Linked DNA regions of Homo sapiens: region 2 is linked to region 1. Evidence: chromatin loops called from intact Hi-C (ENCODE). Cell type or tissue: mammary epithelial cell. All regions are shown on one strand. Each heading gives the region's core, and the rest is flanking DNA. Links, peaks and the distances in the headings are about the cores only. Region 1 overlaps GRM7 (glutamate metabotropic receptor 7). Region 2 has its middle 53 kb from the start of MIR4790.

Region 1 (15,498 bases), core at 3,549-11,548:
GCTCTGAAATCCCATAGTAGGAAAATCCATCTAGCTCTGGTTTTTGTTTGTATGTTTGTTTGTTTGTTTGTTGTTTGTTTTGAGACAGAGTCTTGCTCTGTCTCCCAGGCTAAAGTGCAGTGGTGCAATCTCGGCTCACTGCAACCTCCGCCTCCTGGGTTCAAGCAGTTCTCCCGCCTCAGCCTCGCCAGTAGCTGGGATTACAGGTGCATGCCACCATGCCAGGTTAATTTTTGTATTTTTAGTAGAGCTTGAGGTCTAAAAAACTGAAGGCTGAATAACAGTTAATAACAGTTAATCAAATCTTCCTCTAAGTATTTTAGGAAAAAAATATGCTAGGCTATGATAAAGTATTAATTAAAAATAAATTCTAGAGTTTATCTGAATAATAATAATTACTTTATAAGAACAATTGAAATACAACTATGTTAAGTGATCACTGTAAAATATCAAATGGATAGATCTTTTAGGTTTTGAGAAGTCGACATGTATGATGGTAGCATAGCAGTAACAGTTGTTACTATTTGTGCTATATTGTCAAGCAGTATTCATGAGATTTTCCTGGAAATAGTCTGATGGACTGTAAGAGTCATATATGTAGTCCTTAGTCTTATAGTGCTTGAATCAGATTTGGTTAAAAGGATCTGGAATTTATTAGTGCCACATGCTATCATAAACATTTACCTTGACCCTCACTTTGATAAAGGAGTTTTAAATGTCTAATTTAGGTCATTTTTGCTGACCTGAATTTTAAAGCACATAGAGAGTGGATTTTCTTTCCTTCCCTGCAATATTAAGAAATAAATTGCCTTTGTTGCTATTGCATGTGCATTCATTCAAATAAACAGGGCAATTTATGCAAATATAACTGTTTTACAAAACCTCATCGTCTGAGAAAATCATGTTACAGTTCTCTTTGAAAGTTCAACAAGGAAAAGTATCCACACATATTTAAATCTGCCGGACTCTACTTGAAAGAATAAGTATTGAGGTTGTCTTTGACAGTTTAGTGAAAATGTGCTTAGACTTCCATGTTTTAAACAATTACATGGCCTCTGTTAAAGGATGGCTTATTTTCTCTGACATCATTGTCTTGGTTCGTTCTATCAGTAAATAATGAAGAGGCGCTTATCGGTGCACTGTGACGGTGAGCATGGTGGAGATGCTTTAGGCTCTGGTTTATAAGTAGCCTCTGCCTCAGGATTTAAGTCTAAAGTAAATTTTGAAGCTAAAGCATTTTAAAAGGGTGAGGCCATTTATAGAGGAAAAGAATCACAACCTTCAAAGTCAAACTGTTCAGAAACAATGGAAGTAAATCCTTCCAACCTGCCAGCAGTACACTGAAACAATGCCATTGAGTCTATGCACCCCCCTCTCTCTTTCTTGCTCTCTCTCTCTCTCACACACACACACACACATATATGTATACACATACACATATTCTACATACATAGGACAATGCAAATAGCTCACTTCCTTTTCTTCATATCCATCTTACATCATGACAGCATGTTAATAAGAATAGAAACAGCTTAAAAAATAACCCTCTAGTTACAACTCAAGGCAGATAACATCTATTACTCAAGTTATTTTCAAAGTTTTCAGACTCAAACAGTAACTCTACTTATTTATAGGGAGCCATTGTGATTCAATGTAATCAGATATTGTTGGGTATTAAATGCTTCCCCATGCACCATCTTATACATTCTACCAATCTGGTGAAGCAGAAATCATTAATTTCATTCTTTCTATGAGGAAGTTTAGGCTTGAAAAGTTAAAGCATGTGTCAAAATTGTTAAAATAAGAGAGTGATGGAGTCCATCATTCAAATCCAGGTCTTTCTGACAGCATAACCAGTGTGCTTATTTATTTTTGTGCCATATCGCCTCACCTACCCATACACATTGGGTTTGTATCTTTTGTGAGGGTGACTTTTTCGAGCCTGCAGGTAAAGAAAAAAGTGAACACATAAAATTACCTTGGAGAATTCCCTAACCATGTATATGCCCAGAAATTCCAATAGATAAATTTTTCTTTTATTTTCTTATTGTTTTGGAATGAGAATATATGATTATTTCTTCAATTGAACATCAGAGGAAGGAGATGGATTCTTTTTAGAGGTCATGGGATGTGTGTCTTTAAATACCAGAATCACCTTTGCAGCAGCAAGATGCGCGCCTTATGAGAGGCCCACAGAAATAAAACTCACTGAATGAATTTCATGTTTTCTCTAGGCCATACCAAAACTGAGTAGACTTACTCCACACCATTTAAGCTAATAATCTTTCTTTCTTCCTTTCTTCTAATTGAAAAGAAGGGGTGTTTGCTAATCACATAAGTTCATGCAACTAAATCACTTGCACATGTGATATAGTTCCAATGCATTTTGTTATAAATACGTACCAGATACCATAATATGTATAAAAGAAGGATACTTATTAAATACTTATTATAAATACATGCCAAATACTATAATATGTATAAAAGAAGAATACTTATTAAATACTTATTATAAATACATGCCAAATACCATACTACTTATTATTAATACCTTGAAGAGGTATTAATTTTCAAGACATCACCTAAACATTCACTGTTTCCTTGCATTTCTGCAGCACCAGCTGGCTTTTTAGCTACTCCCGTCCTCAAGGGGAAAGGCTCTAGGATGGAAAGATTTCATCCAAAATGGCTGCCACTGACGGAATCCTTATTTTTTAGCTGGGGCTTTTCAATGTAGGATTGGCTAAAAATATGAGCTGGGGAGTTCAGATCATATTATAAGAGCATCTCCTTTTTGAAGAGTCATTATATATAATAGCAAACTCAGATATTAATGTTTTAAGTTTCCATCAAATGACACCAGGAATAAACAACCATGTGAAAGTCACCATTGACCTGTCTATAGAATATAGTTTTTTATAAAGACCCAGAGCAAACATTTATCTTGATCCCAAGGCAAGGAAAGCTGCACTTTACAGAATAATCAACATGATTTTGACCTCATGAACACTGTAAATCCTGTAACAGAATGGGCAGTGTTCTTCCTTTGCTTCATCCAGTTTAAAGTTCAGTGTTAAATTTGAGGCTCACTTTTAACAATGATATAGTGCAAACTGGCATCTGCCCTTTGTCTCTAAGCTTTATCTTACTATTTTACCCATATGTTCTTTTCATCTTATTTTATCTATTCAATTCTATCCTGAAATTTTTGATATGTTTCTAAGTCAGCCTCCAGCCTTAGTTTGATCAAGGCAGGATTCAGAAAAACAAAGAAAGAAAGAAAAACATAGTCATCAAAAATGATTAGATACCTCTTTGGGGATTTATGAAGTCAATAGTTAATGAGTCCTATAAATCACAGCCTGCCACAAGGCCAGAGTTAAGATTTCTTTCCTAATCAGAAAGTTTCTAACTGAATTGTAGCCTAAATTTTTCCTTTAGGAATGTAGCACCTGGGGCCATAGTAGAAAATGAGACAGACATGGTCTCCTATAGTCATGAAGATTAGATAGAAAAACAAACAAATAGGAAATTATACTAACCTGTGATAGGCGCTGTGGGAGAAGACACTAGAAGTTTAAGACCAAGCCAACAAAACAAAGGAAGTTTTTCCGAGTGTTGCATTTTAACCCAGAAATAGTGGTTAGAGCGAGACTTGACAATGATTAGAAGCTATTTAGTCAGCTTTGTTAAGTCAGAAGGAAGAGAATAAGAATCTCACAGATCTTCACAGATCTCCTGTGAAGTTTTGAAATTACAGCTAATGATGCAGTGAATTAAAAACATGAGATTTATAAACAAGTCCTAGTTTCTCTCTTCTAGCATCATCCGTATCCGGAAGCGCTTTATTTCTGAGTATATCTGTAGTCTGACCGTCAAATACTCAAAGCTGTATCTTCACAATTTATGACATCTTTCCTCATAACATGGAGCTCTCTTTCTATTGCTTTGCTTGTTTGTTTGCTTTTATGGTCAGTAAACTGTTCTGGTAAATAACACTTTAAATTGCATGAAATGCTTACAAACAACACTGAGCACCCATTTCAACATAAGAAGAGTGTGGGAATATCTAAGCATGCATATTGGTATGTATTTACCATATCCAATACATCCATATGGGGAAACCTGAATACTTATTGTCAGAATTTCTAAGTGTAAGAATTTTGTCTCATTTTTCAAAATCTGCCCACTGGAAGACAGCTGGCCAAACATTTGAACCCATTACTTCCAATCTGAGCTAAATAAACAAACGTAAGAGAATCCTCTCCAAGGGCTGCTGAAGAGAACTCTCTCAAAATAATCTCAAGTTTGAAAGACTGTTTGTCTAAATACATTCTACTGCCTGGATAATTTATTTAATTTTGTTTTGGCCAAGTCATTCAGAGGAATTCCAGGTATTCTTCAAATCAAAGTTGGCACAGTGATTGCATTCACGTAATTCTAAATTATTCTCTCCATTTTGGAGAGAGGCAGAGAGGAAGAGTCTTCATGGGGAGGTACATCCAGCCACATTTTCCCACGTTTTCATACACAGGCTAGAATCTATCCTATTACCCATTAGGCAGAAGTAAGATATTAACTTTAGTACATATTTTTTTTTCTTCATTTATTCTATTAGTACTCAAGGGATCTCAGTTTCACAACTTCAAAAATCTCTCCAAAAACAACAAAGTCATACAGATGAAGACATCACAGGTGTACTTCACAGGACTCTGGGAATGTAAGAGTCTGTAGTGTTTATTTAATGAAGTTTGAAGAGAACTCTACAAGCCACAGACGTTTGAAGAGAGCCAGCTTGATCAGAGCAATCTCATCCTACCTGCCTCTTTGGAAATCTGCGTGAAGGACTCCACACCTTTCTCTCCATAACTTCCTTCCGATGCGAGGGTAGACACATAATTCCAGCCTAGGGCCTTTACAATGTCTACCATGGCCTGGGCTTGGAAGGAATCGGGTGGCACCACGCGAGAGAAGAAGTCATAGCGCCGGTCATCACTTAGCTCGGGTGCCGTTGATGCATAACTAATCTGGGGGATCTGCAAAGACAAGAAAGCACCACGTGAGAGTGCACCGTCAGGATGTAAGAGACTCATTTATACTTATGACAGTTTACTTAAAATACAGGGTTTGAGCTGCAAAGGAGATACATGTTTTGCCAAACACCACCATGTAATTTTAGACCACCTAAATGCAACCATCTACTTCTTCGCAGCACAAAAGTATTGACTTCAGCGTCTTGCCTTTTTATTTCCTTGTCTTAGGAATAAGGGAAGGAGGTTAGCATGGGAATTCCAAGGTCAGGGTCATGGTTGTTTAGAAGAAAAAGATTTATGACCATTCTACCAAACATGGTGAATCATGCTTTACTACTTATAAACCAATAGAAATAAAAATACAACAACCTGGCTGGAGTGTATATAAAGATTGGTTTAGTTAGCACAGCTTGTGAATACTGGGTGGATATCATTAGCCATCTAACATCGATTGATTGTGGATAGTCTCCAAGGAAATAGCTAAGTAAGTCACAAGCATTATCTAATTTATTCTTCACAAGAACATTTTAAAGTAGCTCTGTAATACCCTTTGCCCCAGGGAAGAGAAATTCCCCACCCCCTTGGCATTTACTCTAGTGGTCTTTGCACATTGACAGGCTTTCCTCAAAATTTTCCAAATTCTCTTTTGGATTCTGGGAGAGAGCTGGCAGTACTGTCTGAGTGGAGGCCACAAGGGCCTCTGATTTCTATCTTTTCCCTTCAGGGAACCCTCTGACCTCTACCCCACATGGCATTCACCAAATGTCCTGAAGAGCTCTAGAACTTTTGCCTATAAGGATCATCTTAGGACTCCACAGGCCCCTTGAAAAAAAATCACATTATCTCCCTCATCTGCTGTAGTATTTATTTCTTAGCATCATTGGAAATTGGGCTATGTGAGTAGTCCTAACACATCTACTTTGCTAAATTAAATTATATACATGGAAAGAGCTGCAAAAAAATGTCTGCCTGGGATTTCAGGTAGCCTAAGGCCAGCCCTGAAGTAATCACAGATGAGAAATCTGGCTTAGTCCCTAACTTCAGAACTCCTATGCTAGTTACCTCTTCAAAGCACCGTAACATTTGTTCCCTTCTTTGTCTTGATTCTATCAAGCAATAGAAAATGAGTGATACAATTAATTTTCACGTAAGAATGATCAACTCTGACAAAATTCTGCTTACAAACTCTCCCAGGTCTTATCCCTGCTTTATCACAAAAGGTTTCTCGGGTGTCCAAAGGCCAGTTGATCTTTTCTCAGACCAAGCCCAAAAGTCCAGTGTAGCTCAAATATGGTAAAGCCACGCTCAAGTTGATTCCTCGAGCCCTGAAAACTCTACTCACTATTAACCCATTTATTTCCTTCCTTTGTAGTTTGCCTAAAGTATACCCATTTGCCATAGTTTAAGGCTAGTTATCGCCTCCGTAAAAATCATTTCTCCACCAACATTTCTAGGTCAGCATTAGAGTTAAGTCCTGTGGCCCTGAAATCAGACGACCCACCATTTTCCATGCAGCCTGTCCACGATGCACTTCTGCTCTATGACCATTGGAGGGCAGGCTTTCTGCCCCTGACTTAATTCAAAGCCAGTGTGAGAAAGCCTGCATGTCTCCTGATGGGTCCTTCTACCTGAGCAACTTGTCAATTATAGTGAGGTTTAATGCAAGTAAAATAGGATTTGGTATTGACAAGATGTAGGATCAGAGTCTGGCATTTCTGTTTGCTAGTGTTTAATTTGATGAAGCTATTTCACTTGAATGAGTTGGTTACATCACTAAGATCAAGTTCTGAGAAACAGGGAAAATGAATGTGCATTGCTTTGCACGATGCCTGGAACAGAGGAGTGCTTAATACATGGGAGTAATAATCATCGAAAATAAAGAATGGTATGTTTTTCCTTACTAAAGTTATCGATTCCCCACATTTGACTTTCAAGTCCTCTGCTGCACGTCATCACGAACATTCTCCACACTGTCCTATGGCAATAAAATGTTTTTACATATTCCTTTCATTACTGCTTTCAAAGTAATATGTACTGTTTATCCAACTCTTTATTTTGTACCAGTCATGTTCTAAAAGTTTTATATGCATTGCCTTATCTAATTGTCAGCAAATACTCTGAACCGGACTGTACAATATTACATTAGACTATATTATAGTATTATTAACTTGTTTTACAAGGGAGAAAATTGAGGCTTGGAAGAATATTACCTTGCCTCAGGTCACAAAGCTATAAACACTCACAAGTACGATGCTTTGCTGAATTATTACTAAAATATTTTTTAAATAAGCATTAAAAAGGAAGGCCAGTAGATTAATGGAATCCAGGCTGACTTCTGTTCACATCACTGACTACATAGCCACTAAAAGTTATTTTACTGGTCACTCTCAGACTGCTGTTCAAACACCTTATATAAGCGCCTCAGTAAAGCCCATACAAATATCTTTATAGAATGAGTTACCTACGTGTCGATTGTAGTTTGGAGATTATAAGTTTTAGGTAACAAAAATATCAACTGAATAAAGGCTTTGGACAGAAAAATAGAAGAGGGAGGAAAAGAGGGAGAAAGAGAGAGAGGCTTTCCCTCACAAGAAATGAAAAGGAAAGAAGCCAAACATGTCAATGCATTTCCATCAATTTCAACTTGTGGAAATGTAAAAGCTTCATGCTGTTGCGCAGATGCCTTTCCTGCCAAAATCCCTCTGTACCTTTGAAAGGGTGCTAATAAAGATACATCCAGCCCTCTCCTTGAATTTGCATTTATGTAGCTACTGTAAAACATCAGAATTGTGAAGTGCCCCAATGCAATGCATTTTCTACACCATGCCCCATATTTTAGTAATGAAAATCCTGAGGAAACAGATTTCTTTCCTCATTACTGTGCACCCTTTGAAAATGGTTACTATCTGTGGTCTATCCCTTCCGGTGTAAATAAGGAATATCTCCTGGCTTAAGACCCATATTTCTCTTTAGGATCATGTGTATACCCTCTATCCAATGGTACTTATTTTGACACTATGAATATAATGATGCAAGAATAAGGAATGAAAGACAAAAAGGATTTTATTCTGAGATAAAAATACGGCTTTATAAGGATATCCCTTGTAGCAATAGAGGTGAAGGACTGGAAGAATTTATGTAACCTGTGAAAAATGATGTTGCTTATTGTCCTGGCTATTATGCTTCATGTTTAGTTACTTGCTTTCAAGTTAATGTTAAAGCCTACATAGTTATTATTTTGCGTGCTACTACTGGTACCTACAACTGATCAAATGATAATTAGGCATCTTTAGCAATTAACTTCCATTTTCACTCAAATATCTAGATATACTTTCTCTTGCTGCTATTGGACCTTTTCTCTCTTGCCAGTCTTCTTTGGAAATGGAGACTTGATCTTTTGATAAAGGCAATTTAGTGTGATAACACTGCAGCTATATAAAAAGAGAGATTCCATCTCTTCTTAGGCCTTTTTTCTTGAACTTAGAAAACTAAAATATTTTTAATCTGTATCACAGGACCATATTGTCATCTTATTATTCTTTTCTCCTCATAAAAATTTGGCTATTGCACAGGAATGGTTTTGTTAATGAGTTTCAAATAGGATTTAAAAACATCTATAACCTATTTAAAATAAGTGTATGCGTTTTAATGAAAATTAACAACATATGCTATTTATAAAAATGTAGAGAAACAAACACAAGAAAACAGGTTAATTTTAATACCTTGATCCCTGTCAACATTTTGTTGTACCTTCTTATTGCCTTTGTGTGTATATTTGGTTATGCACAGATACTGATATGGTTAGGCTTTGTATCCCCACCCAAATTGCATCAAGAACTATAATCTACATAATCCCCGTAATTTCCACATCTCCAGAGACCAAGTGGAGGCAATTGGATCATGAGAGCAGTTTCCCTCACCCTCTTCTTGTGATAGTGATTGAGTTCTCACAAGACCTGATGATTTTATAAGGCGCTCTTCCTCCTTTGCTTGTCACTTCTTCCTGCCGCCTTGTGAAGAAGGTGCCCTGCTTCCCCTTCGCCTTCCACCATGATTGTAAGTTTCCTGAGGCCTCCCCAGCCATGCTGAACTGTGAGTCAATTATAGCTCTTTCCTTTATAAGTTACCCAGTCTCAAGCAGTTCTTTATAGCAGTGTGAAAGCAGACTACTACACATATATAGTTATTAATTATTGCTATGAGCTTATAAATATTATTTATTATTAAAATATGGGTCTTAGTCTCCCCTTCCCTTCCTTCCATCCTCCCTTCTTTTCTCTCTTTCTTTCTGGTTGCATAATATTCTGCTGTATGAATATTTGACCTAACCTAAGCCTAACATTCATTGTTAAATATTTAAACCTTTTCAAGTTTTCACTGTCATTATAAGTCAAAACAAAATCCTCAGAGCTAATGCAAGCCTTTATACATACTCATGAGTATTTCCTCACAATAATGTTTAAGTCGCTCTACCTCAAAGTAACAAAAATATTTGAGGTTTACATTTAAATCTTTCCCTACATGGAAATTACTTTGGACTTTTAAATACAAAAGAACAGTAATCTATACTTTTTTCCTTCCAAATGGTTAACTACTTGATTTAGCACCATTTATTAATTAATAATTCTTTAATGACAGAAAAGAACATCTTTTGTTCTATATTAAATTCTTAAACATCCTTAGGTCTTCAGGGTGTATCTTCTACTATTTGATTTTTTTTTTCAAGTCTTGGGCCAGTGTTTTACTATTTTAGCTGTTATGAGCTTAGAGTATTTTGAGGCTATCTTAGTTGTAGCATACTCCCTCTTCATAGCTGTCCTTTTAAACATGATCATGGATAATCACGTTTTTAATTTTCCTTATTAGCCTTAGGATAATTATTTTTAGGTTAACAATAAAATTCCATTAAGATTTTAATGAGAATCATAGTATAGCTATAAATAAATTTGGGTAGAATTTAAATATTTACAACATTTTATCTTCCCGCATGGGAAATTATCTACTTTTATCTATTTGGTTGTTCATTCTTGCTCTTCCTAAAATCTTATAATTGTCTCCATGTAAACCTTGCACATTCCTTAACTTTGTTTCTAAATAATTATTTTCATTGCATTATGTATGAGACAAAATATTCATTTTGTTATCTCTTTATTGCTGCCATATAGGAATCTATTAATTTCTGTAGATTTTCTTTTTGTCTTCTACCCTTGTTATAATTCTTTTTAGTTGTAATAGCTTTTAGTTTATTTTCTTGGGATTTCCATGTAAGCAAGTTATAATGATTCAGTTAGTTTTCTAATTACTTCAGCTAGAGTTTCCAGAAAAACAAGAGTGATAATAGGAAAAATTCCTTTCCCTTTTGTTATTTCTGAACAGTGAGCAATTAAAAACCAACTAGTATCATTCTAATTTCTTATCTTGAAACAAATATATAGTTAAATTAAGAAGCTTATCTTTAAATTTTTATTTTGTCAATATAAAGTCTTAGCTAGAACTTGTAGGACATTTCTTTAGATTTAGAAGGACACTTTTAGAATTGAAAGGGAACTCCTAGATCATATGGCCCAAAGTCTCCCTCTCTATATAAGTTTATGACTTGCTTCAAAAATACCGTGGGGACCCTTACACAGTCTCTGTGTCACCATCTACCACCACATTTCTTGAAAGCATTTTCTTTATATTTGCTATTGATATAGGATGCTCTTATTTTTACTTGAGACACAGAACCGTACTTCCTCAGGATATCCAGGTAAAGCTATTCTATGAACAATAACAAAATAATGATAATATTATAAATTATAATTTAGTGTCTTCCCATGTGTGAAACATCATGCTAAGAGCTGTAATACATTATTTTATTTTAATCCTCACAACAGCACATTAACACAATTTCTGTTTTTACAAATAAAGAACCTATGACACAGAGAGATCAAGAACCACTTTGAAGGTTACGTATAAGTAAGTGGCAAATCTGGAATTCACTTTAAGCACATCTCTAAATCCTTTACTCGTAAGCCCTGTGCTACAATTCCCCTTTAAGAAAACATCATTCTGGTTAGAATGGCTTACAATTCATTTTTTTCCCTTCCTTTATAACATGTTTTTCCTCCTGCATTGTGTGATCCTGGTTAAGCCTTTCTCTCCCCTTACTTGGAATACTCAACCACTTCATGTTTTTTCTGACATACTACCTACCTTTAGTCTTATAACTTCTCACTCTCTCTCATGAGAAAGATGAGACATCCAAAACCTTTTATCACCTATTCAAGGGGGACCTTCTCTACACATCCTCACCAATGCTTCTTATATTTTGTCTTTTTGATTATAGCCACCATAACAGATGTGGGGCAATATCACATTGTGGTCTTGATTTGCATTTCCTTGCTGTTGTGCACCTTTCCATGTACCTGTTGGCCATTTGTAGGTCTCCTTTGAAGAAATGTATATTCAGATCTTTTCCCCATTTTTTAATTGAGTTGTTTTCCTGATTTTGATTTGTGTGAATTCTTTGTATATTTTGGATATTATCTCCTTATCAGATACTGGTTTCCAAATATTTTCTTGTATTTAGGTGTCTCTTTACATCATTGATTGTTTTCTTTGCTATACAGAAACTTTTTAGTTTGATGAAGCCTCATTTATTTATTTTTGCTTTTGTAGCCTGAGCTTTCAGTGTGATGTTCAAAAAAATCATTGCCAAGGCCAATATCAAGGAGTTTTTCTTTTCTAAACCTCTGCTGACTCATCACCTATGAAAGTATCTTTATAATCAGCTGTATCGACATATCACTCTAAACTATACATTGATCTAGAATCCTGTTTGGAGAAGAAAATGTATTTATTTCCTTGAAGATAATTTATTATAAGGTATTCCATTCTTTCAGAGAAAAGATCTATGCATGAATTCACGCTCTCATATGTGCAATACATTTCCAAACATCCAAGGTGTCTCCTCTACAAAATCAAAATTTCCCCTAGGCATTTTTTAAATCAGTACTTTTTAGAATGCTACAGACCTTTTTGCTTCTCTAACTAAATAACTTTAAGCAGTAATTAAAACTAAGTTTTTCATTTTTATATTGATGCTTCAGATTAATTTACAAATTCTGAATGCTGTGTGTTGCTGTGTTATGCTAGATGTTGTGATCATTCTAATATCATTGTAGAACCAACTATTTCCAGCATCTTTGAGGTGTTCAGTACCGTAAAAAGAAAATATGACAAAACGTCCAAATCTCTGTGGTGTTCTTTCTTTCTCTCTTTACCAATTAAGAAAATCAAATACCTATAGCCTTTAATCCTTTAAGAGGTTCATATAGTATCTATATAGTATAATATATAGTATATTATATTATAGAGTATAATATAGTACATTATATAATATTATATAATGTACTATATATTATAAAGTAGGATATATACTATATATAGTAATATAGAAAAACTAAAAAAATATAGTAAAGGTGAAATTTTGGTCAAACTTAACAGTAGTAGTTAATTATCTATAATGTGCCTACACTTGTCATTGTATGCCTTTAATATCTTTTTGGGTCTTAATGAGCAGCTAAGTCTAAATGTGTACAAACAACAGAACACATCTTAGGAATCTATTCTGCACTTCCTGTGATTTCTTTCACTGAATTTAATAAATGTCTCCATTGCTTTTATAAATGAAGGCTTACCATATAGATATATGGTAACATATATTTACAGTTTACTAATAATGTAATGTATATCTAAATTAATTTTCCTTTTGCTGATTTAAAGAAATTGTGAAAAAAAACTAAACTTTATGCCAGTATTTTTCAATCTTTAGTCATTTGCAAATGTGTCTGTTTTTTTCCCACATGCTGTAACACATTAATGAACACGACAATATATTCATACTACCAAATCCATTATTTATTTAATATTTTAACTTCTCACTCTTCTTTGCTTAAATAAAGTACAAAGAACCTTCTTTTCATGTCTACCAGTATGCCTATAAAGTGATTATGTATTTATTTTAATGTGAAAGAGGAATATGTAACTATTAGTATTATTCATGGTATCTTTGATATACAAAAACATTTTCTTCTGATCTACTTTATCTATAGAAGATCTACCACATCTATAGCTTCTTAGCTCTCAGTGATAAAAAGGGTCTAACGTCTTGTTGATTGGGCATATTGTCACCTACAGTTTATGATTATATATTTGCATAACTGATCTTTAAACATTTTAATGCATCTAGGATCTACTTAATATATATTATCTGTTATGGGCTAGGACTTTGATTTTGTTTTTTGTTTTTGAGTAGATAGCCAAGTGAATAGCCAGTGTTTTAAGAACAAAAAATATTTACTGGCATGTCATTATCACTTTTATGCATTTTTATATAAAATTATATCTATAGAAACACAGGAATATTTTTACTTCTACCACTACATAGATATTATCTCATGCACTTGGATGTCTTACGAAATTCACTATTAATGTATAAAATATTTACATTTACATTTCTTAAAGAAGCTCAGTCTTCTCTGATGTGTTGTCTTCAAGTTACTATGTTATTTCTCAGTTTGAATGAACTGACAGTAATTTGACTTATTAGCTAAAATGGCATGTATTTATTTCTCCAGGAGTCTATATGGCATTCACACTCCTTCTTAATGACGTTCCAATGAAGAGAAGACATTATGTGGGTTTTTCTGGTCCTGAATTGCACCACTCCAAATATTGGGCCACCACCACCTGCATGTCCATAATCCTCTCTGCTTTTTCTGCCTTTCACAGTTAGATGCCAAACTAATTCCACTTCTCTATGTGGGTCTCCAACTAGCTGTGAAAGCATCTCTCTCCCCCAAGTTTTTTTCTCAACTCAAATCTTCTCAATCTCTCCAATTATTTCTCTCAAGGCACTAGTCAGGTGACACTGATGACAAGACAGAAAACTCATTTCAAGTAATCAAGGTTTGAGAGCAATTCTCATGCCTCAAAATTATCATATAAATTTTATGTTGAAGTCAACTTTCCTGGCCATTGTTAAAAATAAACAAGCAAACAGGGAATAAAAACAGCAATAAAAATCATACTCTTTCAAGTCATCAGATGTAATTTTTCCCAAATTCAGATCTTACTTTCAAGATAGAAAAAAAGTGCCCAATTCTCGGTTTCTAATTTTACCTTTAAAATATTTATGCAAATTTATGGTTCTAAGAATTCCTGTAACTCTAGGAGAAACAATGCTAGGGGAAAAAACAATTTCAAGAATAGTTAAAATGGACACATAAATAACATATCATATACAACCTATATATACCTTTGAGACATAAATATTCATATCTCATCAATAAAATGTATTGTGGTGGTTGAATTATTTTGGTTGACTGAAAGAATGATCAAAAGTTAAGTTATATCCAATAAACAGCACACATTAATCACTAAAAGGTGCTCAAGGCTCTGCCCTAACCTCTACAATGTTTGCCCCAGAAAGCACAGTGAATTTAGAGGAAGGTCAATTGATGGGTTCTTCTGGAACATGGTAGTTTTCTTTGGTAACAAGTGCCACAGTTCTAATTAAACAATTATCTGTATCATTATCTGTTTATTCTTCTCCCCATTCCTTGAGAGTATTTACCCTTATGGAAGAAAAAGACCTTGCTCATCATTGTTTCCCCATTGGATACCACTCTATTGGGAACAGCATAGGAACGGATCAGTATTCATTGAAGAAATGGGCATGCCAGGAAATGGATAAAATGGAATAAGCTAAGAGAACAGATTTCTTTGACCTGCTCCTCATCCACAAAGTTGGTGTGGCCAGAGACACTCACAGTATTTGGGAGTTTTTCTTGTCCTGGGTAGGTCTCTGATGGGCTGCTTTAGGCTCCAGGGCAAATACTTTTTCTCACCTTTTCTTTTCCTCGGCATACTTTTTTGGGGAATGTAGGAGAAAGAAAGCTATCATTTGGATGGAAGATCAAAGGTAAAGAGACCAAGGAAGTCATTTAGGAAGCTGCTCACTCTGTTTTTGTTTTTTTTTCTTAGGCCTTAGTTCCTGACAACCTAGGCAACATAAACTATGATGCCTCAGGATTCAAACTTTGCCAGACATAACTAGGATTTGTCATTTTAAAGAGGCAGTTTCTGCCCTGCCTTTTCCTTAACTCCTCTCCCCTCAGGAACCAGGCTGCCAGGCCCACATAGCAAATACAGTGTTTATGGTCTTGGGTCCTCATTTTACTTGATGTTAACATTACTACTGCCAAGTTAAAATAGAAAAAAAAAATGAATAAAAATAATATATTAAATCCAGAGAAAATAATTATATGTCATTTCTAATAAAAAAAGAAATATTATGCATGTATGACGCACTTTCACTTTCTAAATGTTGACAAGATTGAGTCAAGTTTAATTTTATCCCATAATTATTACATAGTAAACTGCTACTAGGCAGAAGGATCTCCTAGGCTTGGAAACATAC
Region 2 (15,498 bases), core at 2,510-10,509, 1.8 Mb after region 1:
CTCAGCCTCCGAAGTAGCTGGGATTACAGGTGCCCGCCACTAAGCTAGGCTAATTTTTGTATTTTTAGTAGAGATGGGGTTTTGCCATGTTGGCCAGGCTGCTTTCAAACTCCTGGCCTCAAGTGATCTGCCTGCCTTGGCCTCCCAAGTGCTGGGATTACAGGCTGGAGCCACTGCACCTGGCCCGCATCTCAGCCTCCTTATTGCCTATGTATCCCATTGTCTCCATGAAAGGCCTTCCATATTAAATATTCAAGTAATTTTTGTTTCCTGGCTAAACCATGACTAGCGTCAATACCTAAGGGAATAAATCGTCACTCTTTACCCCATGATTGTGTAGATAGTTAGTAATAATGAGCTTTGATGACTTTATATTCACCTCTGATTCAATATATGGAATATGCAGCTTGAATAGTGAACTCTCTTGGTCCCTAGCAGTTTTCAGTTAGGGGATGGGCTATGTATTTAGGGGATTTATTTTAGCCAGACACTAAGATGCATCATTTTAAAATTCCTTTGCTTCCCCTGATGCAAACTTAATCTTGAGAGATGCTTTAAGAGTTTCCTAACTTGTCTAACTTGTCTCTCTGCTCCTACTCTTGACTTCTCAGTCATCTATCTTTGACATAGCAGCCCAAATAAGGCTTTTAAAAATGCACATTGGCCAGGCGCAGTGGCTCTTGCCTATAATCCCAGCATTTGCTAAGGAAAGCAGATTGCTTGAGCTCAGGAGTTCAAGACCAGCCTGGGCAACATAGCGACACCCTGTGTTCACAAAAAAATTAAAAAGTAGCCAAACATGATGGCGCATGGCTGTAGTCTCAGCTGCTTGGGAGGCTGAGGCAGGAGGATCACTTGAGCCTGCGAGTTCAAAGCTGCAGTAAGCCATGATTACACCACTGCACTCCAGCCTCCAGCAAGACCCTATCGCAAACAAACAACAATTAAAAAAACACATTGGATCATGTCACTCCCCTGCTTAAAGCCTTCCACCATGACTTCCCATTGCACTCGGAATAAAATCCAAACAGCGTCCCCTGTGCTCTACATGGCCCCCTATTATCTGCTGCTTGCCTATCCCTGCCTCCACATCTCCCACCTCTGCATCTCCCTGGCTCATTGGCTCCTTTCTGGTCATCACATTCCCAGTTCATTTGTGACCTGGGGACTTCATAATGTGCTGCCCTCTACTCCCAGAACTTCATATGGCTGTCTTGTCTCGCCATTCAAGTCCAACCTAAATTACCTCTGTACCCCTCAGTCATTTTCTATATTTTCAACCTTTTTTTCCCCCATAGCACCAGCAATCAACAATAATCAGCTGCTTCATTTATTGGTTTCCTCATGTGAGAGCACAACCCCTACTGTATCCCCTACTTATTCCCCTACTTATCATCTTATCTTATTCCCCGACTGTATCCCCAGCATTTAGAAGAGTTAAGACACATAGATATTTGTTGAATTAATGACCAAATCTGCATTTCTCAGATAAGAAGACTGAAGCCCACTCGTGTTTAGTAACATGTGTAAGGTCTCTCAGTCTAAGATCTGATGCTATACCTTTTTGGGCACTGCTATTCCAGACCTTCCAATGCTAGGGCCAAGAATTTACACAGAATAGACAAGAGATCAGCCCCTCCTTGAACTCTTCTGCGGAATATTTATTTAAGAATATACTGCCTCTTAGTATTTTATATCTCCATGAACTTTGGCCTTATGAAAACCAAGTAAATAAACAACCACTATTAGCTCTACATTGAATTTCTTTGTGAATATACTCATTGTTGAAATGTGATTTTCCTGGTGATAGATCCTCGTCTAAATGAGTATATGTTTGTATCTCTACACAAATGTTTATAGATATATACATCCTCTGCCCACTCTTTCACTTGCCCATGGCAATTGGCTCTTGAATTTTTATCTGGCGGAAAGACCCACCATGGTGCTATGTTCTGTTCAAAGATGTTTCCCTCGAGGTCCTGGTAGTTCTTGTTATAATTTGACATCAAAAAATAAATAACAAAGAATTACTCAGCAGGCTTAGGAATCCTATCCACCTCAGCTGAGCTCCAAATCATGCCAAGAATCTAAAAGGTCTGACAGAGCTCCCAGCATATTCTTCAGGGGAACTAAATGAAGTATACCACACACATGCCAGTGGCCAGGCTCACGGAGAGCAGCGCTGTCATGGCTCATCTGCCAAAGGCAGGAAAAAAGGGCTGGATGTAGATTTCAAGATCAAGTGCTGCTCATGGAACTGAACTCTGAAGATATTCCTGGGGGCAGCCAGGAGAACAGGTCTAAGGTAATCATATTTTCCCAGACTGCAAATTAGGACACACAAGCACAGAAGAGAATGTTTCTTTTTTGTTTTGGTGTATGTGTGTATTGATTCTATGTATCTAAAGAAGCCAGTAAAATTTAGAATTAACCTCAAATTGTTGGATTTTCCAGGACCTTGGAAAGGCTTGGTTTCTGGGAGATAAATGGAAAGTACATCTTTAAACAGGGTTGTCTAAAAAAAAAAAAAATGCTATTTTTGCATCCCTGTGCCTACCTTTAACTCAGTTCCTAAAAGAGACCCAAAGATTTACACTTTGATCCAGGTGCAGTGGCTCATGCCTGTAATCCCAGCACTTTGGGAGCCCGAGGCAAGTGGATCACCTGAGGTCAGGAGTTCAAGACCAGCCTGGCCAACATGACAAAACCCGAAACCCCATCTCTACTAAATACAAAAATTAGCTGGGTGTGGTGGCACGCACCTGTAATCCCAGATACTCAGGAGGCTGAGGCAGGAGAATTGCTTGAACCTGGGAGGTGGAGGTTGCAGTGAGCCGAGACTGAAACATCGCACTCAAGCCTGGGCAACAGGGCAAGACGCCATCTCAAAAAGAAAAAAAAAAAAAGGATTTCCACTTTGTGCAAAGAAACTTTCAATGGTTCAACTTGCCTGCAAACTACACTGGAAAAATTTTAGGCCAAAATTGAGGACTCTTTCTACCCTACAAACCTAACTTTATCCCCTTTTTCAAACTGTATTAGTCAGCATAGACTAGGCTTATGCTGCAGTAGCAAATAAACCTCAGATCACAGCCTATTCACTTGGTATATTTCTTGCTTAAACTACACATCCAGCAGAAATGCCCAGGGTGCCCTGCATCACAGATGTACTCAGGGACTCTGGCCGGCAAAGGTTCCGTGACCTCGTCGTGGCACATCTAGAACACAAATCTGCCCACTTGGTTGACACTGCAACGAAAGGGGCTGGAAAATTGTGGACAAGTTTTTCAATGCCTGATCCCAGAAGTGATGCGTGTCCCTTCAGGTCATGCTTCTTCGGCCTGTAGTAATCATGTGGCCTCGCCTACCTGCACGGAGGGCTGGGACATGGAGAAGGAGCGATGCAATATGGAGTGAGACTTCTTGGCAGCGCCCTGCAAACCCTCCAGCCTTCAAGAAGAATTGACTACTTATTTAAAAGCCCCTTAGAATCAGGCAGAACTAGGCTCAGCTCCCAGCTCCTCCACTTAATTCCTGGCATGACTTTTGACTATCTAAACCTTCTAAGCCACAGTTTCTTCGTGTATGGAATGGAGGAATAATAATAATACATATGCCATCAAGTTACTGTTAGAATTAAATGAGCAGATTTATGTAAAGTGCTCAGAACGGTGTCTGATACATAGTGAGTCCTCAATACATGGTATTTATGATGATGAAAATGAAGAACATGATGATGATGATGCTATTCTATTCCATAATCATAGCACCTTTAGGAATTTGTTGCCTGAGCCTTTCTGATGTCCATGTCCTCAGTACTAACATAGTATCTGGCCTGCAATAGATACTCAGAAATGTTAAACTTTTGTTGAACTTAGCTGACATGTTGACTTAGCTGACATCTCAATACTTCTTGAGTATTCTCCCCTCTAAGCCATAGTTCTTTTGCTCTTGCTATTTCCCTCAACCAGAATGCCCTGCTAACATCTCTCTGCCTTTTCTTTCTGTCTTTCTTTCTGTCTTTTTTGAGACAGGGTCTTGCTCTGTTCCCCAGGCTGGATGATACAATTATCACAGTTCACAGTAGCCTTGACCTCCCAGGCTCAAGTGATCCACCCCTCTCAGAATCCCAAGTAGCCGGGACTACAGGAGTACACTACTGCACCCAGCTAATTTTTGTTTTGTTTTGTTTTTGTAGAGATGTGTTTTTGCCATATTGCCCAGGCTGGTCTCGAACTCCTAGGCTCAAGCAATCCATCCACCTCAGCCTCCCAAAGTGCTGATATTACAGGCGTGAGCTACCGTGCCTGACTATCTCTCTACCTTTACAGTGCTGCTCCTCCTTCAGTCCTTCTCCACCACAAAGCTTCAACGAGTGACATTAGTCCTGCAGGCCCCTATTTCCCTTTCCTCAGAAGTTCTACTTCTTTTCTTGTCAATAATGGCCCTGATTATTTGACTATCTCACATTCAACATCTTGGTCCTCCAACAAGAATCTAGGCCTCTTAGAAGTAGAGACTGCATATTTTGGACTCCCAGTAACAATTCATAACAATAACAATAATAATAAATATTATTCTTTAGCATCTATAAGCCAATGACTATATGACAGCATTTCTCAAACTTTAGCATGCCTCAGAGTCACTGGGAGGGCTTATTAATACACAGATTGCTGGCCAGGTGCAGTGGCTCACGCCTGTAATCCTAGCACTTTGGGAGGCCAAAGCAGGTGGATTGCCTGAGGTCAGGAGTTCGAGACCAGCCTGGGCACCATGGTAAAACCCCGTGTACGCTAAAAATACAAAAAATTAGCCGGACACGGTGGTGTGTGCCTATAATCCCAGCTACTCGGGAGGCTGAGGCACAAGAATCGCTTGAATCTGGGAGGTGGAGGTTGCAGTGAGCTGAGATTGCGCCACTGCGCTCCAATCTGGGCGACAGAGCGAGGCTGCGTCTCAAAAAAAAAAAAAAACAACAACACACACACACACACACACACACACACACATACACACACAGATTGCTAGGCCCAACCCCCCAGAGTTACTGATTCAGTAGATCTGGGGTGGGACCTGAGAATCTGCATTTCTTTTTTTTTCTCCCCCTCCTATTGTAAGAATTTGCCTTTCTAAGGTGTTACTAGGTGATGCTGATGCTGATCAGCTGGTCCAGTGACTACACTTTGAGAACCACTGTTCTACACGATGTTTTACATTTGACATTATATTTAATCCTCACAACCAGCCTTTAAGGCAGACCATGCTTCCTCATAGAGAGTTGAAGAACAACTCTCTATGAAGTTGAAGAAGCTCAAATCGCACGGCCAGGTTCACCCTGCTGGGAAGCAGCATATGCCAGATTGTGACTCAACCCTGGCCAAACCTTCGCTCTAAACCATTAGGATAATTGTGGATATTGATTATATTGTAACATACAACAGTTTATTACTGATTTAAATAAAATGTCAACCTTCCCTTTTCATGAAAATTCGAATCAAATTCTAATGCCCAGGAACATTAGTGTATGCATCACTCTTAAGGAAGTTTGCTCCAGCTCAGAATAAATATGAATATCTTTCCCAATAACTGAAGCCCTAAACCAGAAGCAGAATCACAGTAGCAGGGAAGACACAATAGCCACAAGCACTGCCCCAGGCGAGTGACTGACTTCAGGCCCTATCCTCTTTGAGACGATGGCTGAGTCCTTCCTGTGGGACTCCCAACTTTCCTTGGTGTTTGCCTTTTATGCTCCAGTTGACATTTTGACTATTTCCTAAGACATTTGGTAAATACAGAAATAAACTGAAAGAGTACAGCACTTCCTCAGAGTAGCATCTGGATAGGTTTAAGCACCCAGAAAAATCCTGGGAGACCAAGCGTCTTTTCGTGTGACCATGTTGCCCTCTAGGGGCCGTTCTTTTCCAGACACTGTTGCTTCTCTGCCCAGTAAACTCTTCTGAAGTTCGAAGATGGGCAACCGCATACTCATGGGGCAGTGAGATTTGGGGGAGATCTGTCTGTTGAGAACAGGGAAAGAGAGACCAGAAGTGACCTGTATGACCCTCCACCACTTCCAAACCCCTTTTCCTACAGGAAGCCAAGAGTCCTAGAGTGTCTATCCTTGTCTAGTCTAATCATTGGGCCACACCTAGAAATCATGCTCAAGGACATGGCAGACAAAGGCAAATAGAGATGCATGAGACATGTGAAAAAGAATGATCAAGATGGTAAAAAAGACTCAAGACCAGGGAGCACATAGTTATAGGAATGGATAATATTTAGCCAGGAGAAGAGAAGACTTGGAACATTGCAAAGCCTCCAAATATCTCAGTGGTTGGCGGCATTTCCAAAATCCTGTTCTGCAAGAAGTGAACCAGTATTTTACGAAGAAGGTTCTGAGGACAAATACATTTAAGGAACACGGATTTCGTCAATGCACGACCTTTTAATACACTCTAAGCCTTGTCAGTCTCTAAGGGGACAAAGAGTACAGTGTGTTTGCCAAAGTTATTTGGCCAGAAATTCTTTTCCCCTAGGAATGCCTTGCAACTTGTCACGGGGCACTGGTTTTCATAGAAAACACTTGGGGGTCATTAACATCCACATTTGTCCAGGACAAAAGGAGGACGTTCGTTTTCCTAGATCCAAATTCAGACAGACTTGAAAATAACTGTGCTAAGGCTTGTTCTGCACAGCCCCAAGGTCTATAGTAATACTGTAAATTGGCATAACACTTTACAGGTTACAATGCACCCCTTTTACGTTCTCTCATTTCATCCTCACAGCAATTAGGAGAGCATGCCACCCTGCCACCCTGCATCCCTGGGTTTAATTGAACAAACTGAGGCTCAGATAAACTAAGTGACTTGTCAAAGGACATGTGACTAGTAAATAACAGACCTGAGCCTAGAATTAAAGTCATCTCACTCCCACTTGACTGGTTGTTTTTTTTTTGTTTGTTTTTTTTGTTTTTGTTTTTTTTGTTTTTGTTTTTTTTTGTTTTTGTCTCCTGAGCCAAAGGAAAGTTGAATCTAGCAAATTCCACATCCTGGAAATATTTAAGAACTGACCGAAGTCTACTTCATAGCCATAAAACCACTCCCTTTTTTAAGTTCTTAACTTCCTGTACTAAGTTCATCTCATTTATTTCTCCCAAAACAATTCTCTGAGGTATAAGTTATATTACACATGTTTTGGGATGGGGAAATTGAGGCTCAGGAAAGTCAAGTGACCTGCCCTAGGTCATATAGTCAGATCTCCTTGACTCTGAAGCTCTAAGTATCACAAGGAGATTCGTGATGTCTGAAGTGTAAGTGCTCTTGGAGAGTCTATATCTTACGATAGATTTTTCACTGCTGGTACCCCTGCCCCCATCCCCTCCTTCAGCCTTAACAGTAGGTTCATTTGTTCAAGCAAAATGCCGGCCAGAAACAAACAGTACCAATATCCCTAATTATTTCCCCAAGGTGGTTTGACAAGAGTGTGGTTTCCCATATAACTCTGTTTTTGTAATTTATGAACACATTAAGGATACTTTTTATTTTGGGGCTTGGATACAGAAGGAAGGACCTGCTTCTTCTAGGAAAATACTGACAGCAGCGAAACCCTTAATATTCATAGGTTTTGTTAAAAAGAGACATTCTGTCAACCCCTTCTCATTATAATCTGAGGTGTTAATTAGTTTTATAGTTTTGTTATTACCTATGCTTCTCACTTCTTCATCTGCTTTGTAAAAATTAAAATAAGGAGACCAAAAAACTTCCAAACATTTTAACAACAAAAGTTTGGGGAACAGGCAGAAAGACGTGATTAAAGATTACAGCCCGTTTGGATTTCGTCCTACAAAACAGAAGAAATTCTCATGACTTAAAGGTAACCTTGAAACAGTAACCACTGAAAATCATTTGAATGAGTAAGTCTTTATCCCTCATCTTTCCTTGTACAGGAATATCAAATGTGTCATTTCAAACAGCGGGTAGAGCTCCAAACTCAGAAACAGCACACCTAGCTAGGGATGCTTTGCTTAATCCCTGTGTTAGTTTTCCTAGGGCTACGATAACAAAATACCACAGACTGCGTGGCTTAAACAGAAGTGTATTTATTTCCTCACAATTCTGGAGGATAGATTGTCCAAGACCAAGGCGTCAGCAGGGTTAGTTTCTCCTGAGGTCTCTCTCCTTTGCTTGCAGATGGCCCTCTTCTCTTTGTCTTTCCAAGGTCTTACCTCTGTGGCTGTGTGCGAATCTTTTCTTATAAGGATACCAGTCATATTGCATTAGGGACCACCCATATTACTTCATTTCACCTTAATTATCTCTTCAAAGGCCCTAACTCCAAACACAGAAACATTCTGAGGCACCGGGGGTTAATACTTCAACATATGAATTTGGGGGAATATAATACAGCCCAAAAGAATCCCCAATATTTATTCAGCACCAACTATGTATGCGAGCCTGGAGATACAATGAAGAGCAAAATTGGCAAAGACCCTGCTCTCTTGGATCCTACATTTTGGTGGGTAATGTAACAAGAATCTCTGATAGGTACTTGGTGGGGGTAATAGTCCTAATCTTAGTCATAGACAAAGTTGTAGTCACAGTCAAAGCCATAGTTCAAGTCATGCGGGTAGTCTTTTATCAGTGTTATCTTTATTGGAAAGCCACGGCCCTGGGAGTGGGAGAGTTTCTCAGCTTTTCATTCACTACCAATGCCTAAAGGACAGGCTGATGATGACCTGGTTGTGCACCCAAGCTGGCACCTCTGAAAGCACACCTGGACCATGAAGATGTTTTCTATTTTGTTTCTTCTCTGAAGCAAGATGGACATTCCACCCTGACGCATGATTTCTGCTCTAAGGCTGTTTTTGCACGGGTGGGCTAGCGAGACCCTAGATATCAAGAAGTGTCTAAAATAGCAATGAATTGGGAGTCACTAATCCTACATCCAAATCCCACCTCTGATACTAATTTATTGACGTTGTGCAAGTTGCTTCACTTCAGGCCTGAATTTCCTTACTCATAAATAAGAAGATTAAATTATATCAATTGTTTCAAGCTGTGCTCTGAGACAAATGTATACACTGTCCATGTGCAGAAACTGCACAACGCCACACAGCAGTCCTGCTCTTCAGGAACCCAGGGGTTCCACAGATATAAGGTAGGGAAGGTGGAGGGATGGGAAGCCAATCTGCTGCCTCCACTTCAATCACAGCAGTTCTACTTTTTATCCTTCTATCTTGCCCTTCTGCATAACATTTTGTGAAGTCTTTGAAGCTCAAAGATTCTGAAAACCATTAATGACTCAAAGGCTGATTCCATTGCTAATATCCTGTGATGATGACTCTATGTCCTGTAAAAAGAACTCCCGGGGATGGGGCATTCCCAGCAGCCACTCTGGGTTTAGGGCCAGAGACTGTGCTTCCTTCTCACTAGACCCCACTCTCTCTGGGATGGGTGACCTGATTGTATTCAGGAGGTTAGAAAGTGTGTCACATTGCCCAGAGACGTCAGGGGTGGGGGCAGGGAATATCGCACTCCTGTCTAGGAAAATTTCATTCCATTTGGTGGCTTAGGCTTTTCAAGCAGTTATAGAATCCCCCCTCATTAAGCCTTCTAAATTTATTCCTCTTGTTCATCACTCAGAGCCGCATGACACTTGGTGCTGTCACAGCCTGTCGGAATTGAGGAATCCCACGTTGCTGTTTATTTTTAGCTTCACTTGCTTACATTTTAATTTCAGACTCTGCAGGGAGTTTTCTCTCCTTCACAGTCTTAAATTGGTAAGAAGATCCGGGTCTTTAGGCACAAGGTTTTAAGTCTACCAGTGTCTCTGAGTGAGACCCTGTGGTTGATACATGACAACACCTCTGTGTGATTCAGTAAATGTTTATTAAGCACATACTGTTTACTATGTGCAAGTCCTGTTCTAGAACTCTTAGAGATTTTGAGAATGAATCTGACATGGGTCCTGCCTTTAAGAGCTCAAAAGCAAAGATGGTCGGGTACAATGGCCCATGCCTGTAATCCCAACACTTTGGGAGGCTGAGGCAGGTGGATCACTTGAACTCAGGAGTTCAAGACCGGCCTGGGCAACATGGCAAAACCTGTCTCTACAAAAAATACAAAAATTAGCCAGATATGATGGTGCACGCCTGTAGTCCCAGCTACTTGGGAGGCTGAGGTGGGAAGATCGCATGAGCCTGAGAGGTTGAGGCTGCAGTGAGCCAAGATCACACTACTGCACTCCAGCCTGGGCGACAGAGCCGGACCTTGTCTCAAAAGAAAAAAAAAAAGAGCAAAGGTAGGAGTGTGCGGAGCAGGGAGTGATGGGGGAACTCAATGGTCCTCACCCCAGTGAAGTTGGAAAACTCTCCTCTATAGCCTGTAAGAATGTGGTCCATGGTAGACAATCTTCCTGGAGGATAATCAGTGACACCGAACAGAACAGCATGGCCTAGTACTCCAGGAAGACATGTAATCTGGGGCCACTACATTCAGAATCCCTGGGGTTCTCATTTATCAGGGAGCCTGAGGCAGAAATTATCTCCATGCCTTTTTCGCAAACACCCAAATTAAGATTCCCTCACCTCTGCCAGACTCTCGCTGTACACAAGAGGCAGCCATCCCAGGCTTTGACAGAATTATCACTTAGGTGACTGCGCAGAAGAGTTTAATATAGCAGCTCTGAGACTGCTCTCCTTAGGAAGACCCGCTTATAAAGTCAGCCCTTACCTAGTGTCTGTGTAGGAACTTGGATTTCAGGAAGGTTCCCACCATCCCCTACCTGATCAGAGTGGCTCATTGTGCCTAAATATAAATGGTGTGTACAAACAATGTGGTATATGCTGAACACCTCCTTTCCTTCTGGGAGCCTGGAATTTTGGTATGTTCTCAGCTACCCATGACCAGTCCCCTATAAAAAGCTCACCGAGTCTCTGGTGAGCTTCCCTGATAGACAATGTTTTACGTGCATTGTCACAATTCAGTACTGGAGAAATTAAGTATGGCCTGTAAGACTCCACTGGGAGAGGACTCTCGGCAGCTGATGCCTGGCCCCCTACAGCCCTCACTCCATGCATCTTTTCCTCACACTGATGCTGCTTCCTATCCTTTCACCAAAATAAATCTTAGCTGTGAGTACAATTGTATGCCAAGTCCTATGAGTCTTCCTAGCAAATCAACAAAACTGAGAGTGGTCTTGGGGACCTCCTGACACAGTAACCTTTCCCAAAAATCTCAAAATGCAATGATTGCTCTGAACCTGAAATGTTGCCTAGAAATAGTCTCATCCCCCACATTCTCTTTTGTGGCACAATCAGGATCTGCCTGGCTCCTGCCCTGGTATCCCAGACCTTCCCATGAATGGGGTCACTTATTCATCATGAGAAGCCTCAGTTTTCCTAGGGCTATGACAACAAAATACCACAGACTGCGTGGCTTAAACAACAGAAATGTATTTATTTCCTCACTATTCTGGAGGATAGATTGTCCAAGATCAAGGCATCAGCAGGGTTAGTTTCTCCTGGGGTCTCTCTCCTTGGCTTGCTTAGGCTTGGCTTAGGCTACTCCTAAAATCTGAAGCCCATTCTTTCTGAGACAGCCAAGTCTAAAGGGGTCCCCAGAGAAACTCCGACCAGCCTACACACCAGGAGAACAGGGTGGAGCCACAGAAGTTCACACCCTTTGCAGCGGGAAGGAGCCTGGCCTCTCTTGTTGGGGATGGAAACTGGGATTCAATCTGTCAGATGGAAACCAGCTAGCAGGACTCTTGCTTTGCTGAAAGTCCCTGTTTCCCTTTTTTTTTCCTTTTCACCAATAAATTCCATTTTTCTCACCCTTCAAATTGTCTGAGAGCCTAATCTCTCATGGCCATGTGACAAGAACCCGACTTTTAGCTGAACTAAGGAGAAAGTCCTACAACATTTCCTTGACCAGGGGAATTTTTTAATTCCTAGTTCAAGCCATCACAAGATTCAGCATGAAGCTCTTCTTTCTGCTAATCCCCCTCAGACCTTATAGGCCAGCCTTATTCCAAAAACCAAGGTTCTACCCTGTCAGGTTGATTTTATCACTGAACCTCTGCCGTGATAATATCCCTAATCCCTCTACAGACCTGCTTGCTTTGATCTTTCCGCTGATCAGCACCACCAGCTCACTCATCAGGCCTTTGATGTCTCTATATTGCAAACGCATTTCACTAGACTTGGAAGCAGAAAAGCAAAATCAGTAGAAACACAGAGTAACAAAGTTGTCAGGAACACATGTAACTTCACACATCTGCACTGGCCTTAAATTATTGATTTGGTTAGGTTATTATTCACACATTTTAGCTTGAGTACTTATGCTGTTCTTGCTGGGTTTTATGGCTCAGGGAATATATTTAGAATTAAAACATCCTGTCCCAGAACACTAAAATTCCTAAAACTAAAAATGTAGAAGTTAGCATATGATAAGAATCGTTGGGAATTGAGATGCAGTGAAGACCATAGACTTTGGTCTTCAGAGCTCCCTTTATTCTGTATTACATCAGAATTGTCAATCATCCATGGGGGGAAAAAGCCCAGCTGATTTATCTAGGACCTAACCAAAAAGTTGTGAAAATTCTATTTTCTTTATGCTCTATGATAAATGTGATAGAGAATAAAGGGAGAATAGGAATCATAAGAAAAGATAGAAAGGTAGGTACAGAGGTTGCAGTGTTGGCAGAATCGTGACCAGCCCTAAGCATATGATATGTATGAACTGATGGAGCTTGAGAGCTCTTTGAATGACAAAAGTGGCTTCTAAATAGCAAGAGAACAGAGATCGTTTCTTTTCACTTATGAATCATCACTACCTAGACTTCTACTTCCTCATTTTGAGTGTTCAGTTATAGCACTTGAGCGAGATTTTCTTTGTCTTTGCAACTAATCCTATAACTTAAATAGTCTATTACCAGGTAGTGGTAATCTACCACAGACATGACATCAAAGCTCACCTCTTATTTAGGACATGAGATTACATGTTAGCTCTTTGTTAAGTCCATCTGCTTTGACATGCAATTAAATGGATATAGATATATGTATATATATTCAAATGCATATTCAAATATACATTTCATACATGCATCAAATTTTGATGAAGCATCTATTCAACTACTATTTATAAAGCAACTCCAAAGTTAATATACTCTAACGTATATGTTGGTAAGTTTTCTTTATGCTCTTGCTCTTTCATTAAAACATTCCTTTTAACTCACCCTGATCCACAGCCCAGAGTGGGAACCTCAGACCCCTACACATCACTGGAGGCTTGAAGATAGCTTCAAGAACACGAGAGCTCCTTCTCTTTGCTCCTGGTTTGCACTACCAAGTCTCATTTACAAGTGAACTTTTCACCTTTCTAAGCAGTTTGAGTTCATCAAAGGAAAATCCCTACTTTGTAGTTCCAGCACACATCTGAGCAGCAGCCAGAAGGTTCTTCCCACTCCCTCCAGCTCTCTCCTATAATACACACTAGGGTTTTCCCTCTGGAGCTGAAATAAAACAGCTCTCTCTTTACTCCAGCTCTTCTTTATCCAAATCAGGAAGTAGTGTTGCTGCATCTTATTATTTTCATTGCAGCTAGCCCTTATTCCAGTCCCAGTATCTTCTCCATTTCCCTTCCTCAAAAGGTGGTTAAACTGGAACATAATACTGAAGTGAGTTATCAGCTCAGGGCCTTTGGTTTAATTTAAATCCTATTTTAAATACAAAATACTTCAATTAATGGTAACGAATCCCTTTAAAAAGAATCAAGGCTGGGCAGCATGGTGGCTGACACCTGTAATCCCAGCACTTTGGGAAGCCGAGGTGGGCACACATGTAATTCCAGCTACCCGGGAGGCTGAGACATGAGAATCCCTTGAACCTGGGGGATGGAGGTTGCAGTGAGCCAAGTTTACACCACTGCACTCCAGCCTGGGCGACAGAGCAAGACTATCTCAAAAAACAAAAAACAAAAATTGTTTTAATATAAATATTTCTAATGAATAAACTTGTAGTTGAACTTGAACTTTGGATTACACAGAGCTGGGCTTGAATGAGAGATATTCTTTCTGAGCTCTGTGGCTTTGGCAAGTCACTTCACATCTCTCAGCCTTGGTTTCCATGTCTATAAAATAGGGAGAGAATATTGACCTTGAACTGTGAGACTGAAATTAAAATAGCATGAAAAAAATGAGTAGCACATGACTGTGCCCATGATGAGCACATAAAACTGGTAGTTGCCAGTATTATTATCATCCCACACTGTGTCTAATGCATCAGAATTTTGGATAAAAGGAAATGGTTTCCAACGGGAACATCTGGGTTCCAGTTCTGCTTTATCCAAGCATCAATCACAGGGCCTCAAATAAATCTAGGATGATCAAACATCCCCATTTGCCATGGATAGTCCCATTGGGTACCTGTTGTCTGGGAGTAATTCTTTATAGCATCTTCTTTCACTCTCAAAAAGATCCTGTTTTGGCCATTACACTAGTAAAACACGGTTAATTTTTTAATTAGGTAATTAGTTATAGCTTTGTGCTCCAATATCCTGTAAAACGAGGAAAATACCCATCCAATCTATCTCACTGATTTATGAGGAAGAGCCTAAAAGTGTTATTTTTATCACAAGGTCTATCAAGGAAAGTTCACGTTTTATGATAACGAATGAGAATTTGCACTGTCACATAAAAGGATATAAGCTCCTTTTATCCAATTCATTTCTTACATTTTTTTCTTGTAGCTACAAAGTCTTCACACATTTTGTGATGAACACAACTGTAACTCAAAATCACAAAACTCTGTAGCCTTTCTTTTAAAAACCAACTATAAAGGACAGAATTTTCACACCCTAAGGCCTCTTAGCTCATAGCACACTCCCCACCACTTCCTGGTCTGTTCTCAGGTTAGACATTGCTAATCAATCACAAAGAATTTACTGCAGACTCTTTCTCTGGGTACTTTGAGCAACCATTATGAGTGAACTAGAGTTGGCATATGAAACAAATGTTTCCCTTTCTGATTTGCCTAACATGATCATTTTACAGTCAGGGTCACTGGGGACACTGAAAGAGAAATGAGCCACGACCCCGACAGGAGTGACTCTGAGAGTAATACCCAGGCTGGCTTTTTCCCTTGTATCATTTTATCATACCGACAAGTGACTGCCCTTAGAGGTCCTTGCAGATCAAATCAAAGCAGACAAATTTACATTTTGAGGCCAATAGCTAGTCTTCTAAGAGACTGCTAAATACTATCTCCTAAAAAATATGATAGTAAAATAATGAGTCCCCTTTACCTATTTATTCACTCACAGTCAAAATTGAGGTATTTACCATGGCCTTCAAGGAGCTATATAATGTGACCTCCATTCCTTCTCCAATATCATCTCCTCCTACTCTTTACTCTGGCCACACTGAGTTCCTTGGGAGCTTCTTCATACATGCTTGGCATGCTTCTATCTTAGGGCCTTTGCACTGGCTGTTCCCTCTGCC

What was found. A loop is a pair of places that touch in the nucleus more often than their neighbours do. Peaks named below come from ENCODE experiments on the same cell type or tissue, not always from the same donor. Only the 100,000 strongest peaks of a DNase experiment are listed, where the experiment ranks them.
Region 2: a loop joins it to region 1, with 11 times the contacts of the local background. A loop is called at or near these places in 3 of 110 quality-filtered maps.

What each region holds. Positions count from the first base shown.
Region 1 is chr3:7,135,990-7,151,487 of GRCh38, reverse strand. It overlaps GRM7 (glutamate metabotropic receptor 7), which reads right to left. Exons shown (of 10, transcript NM_000844.4): 2 at 4,820-5,036. Among named protein-coding and RNA genes, the nearest start is that of GRM7-AS2, 250 kb to the right of the region's middle. In mammary epithelial cell, for the core only: a CTCF peak has its summit at 6,578; no DNase peak of the experiment used is centred there.
Region 2 is chr3:5,295,981-5,311,478 of GRCh38, reverse strand. It overlaps the pseudogene LOC124906205. Among named protein-coding and RNA genes, the nearest start is that of MIR4790, 53 kb to the right of the region's middle. In mammary epithelial cell, for the core only: a CTCF peak has its summit at 5,914 (motif pointing left); no DNase peak of the experiment used is centred there.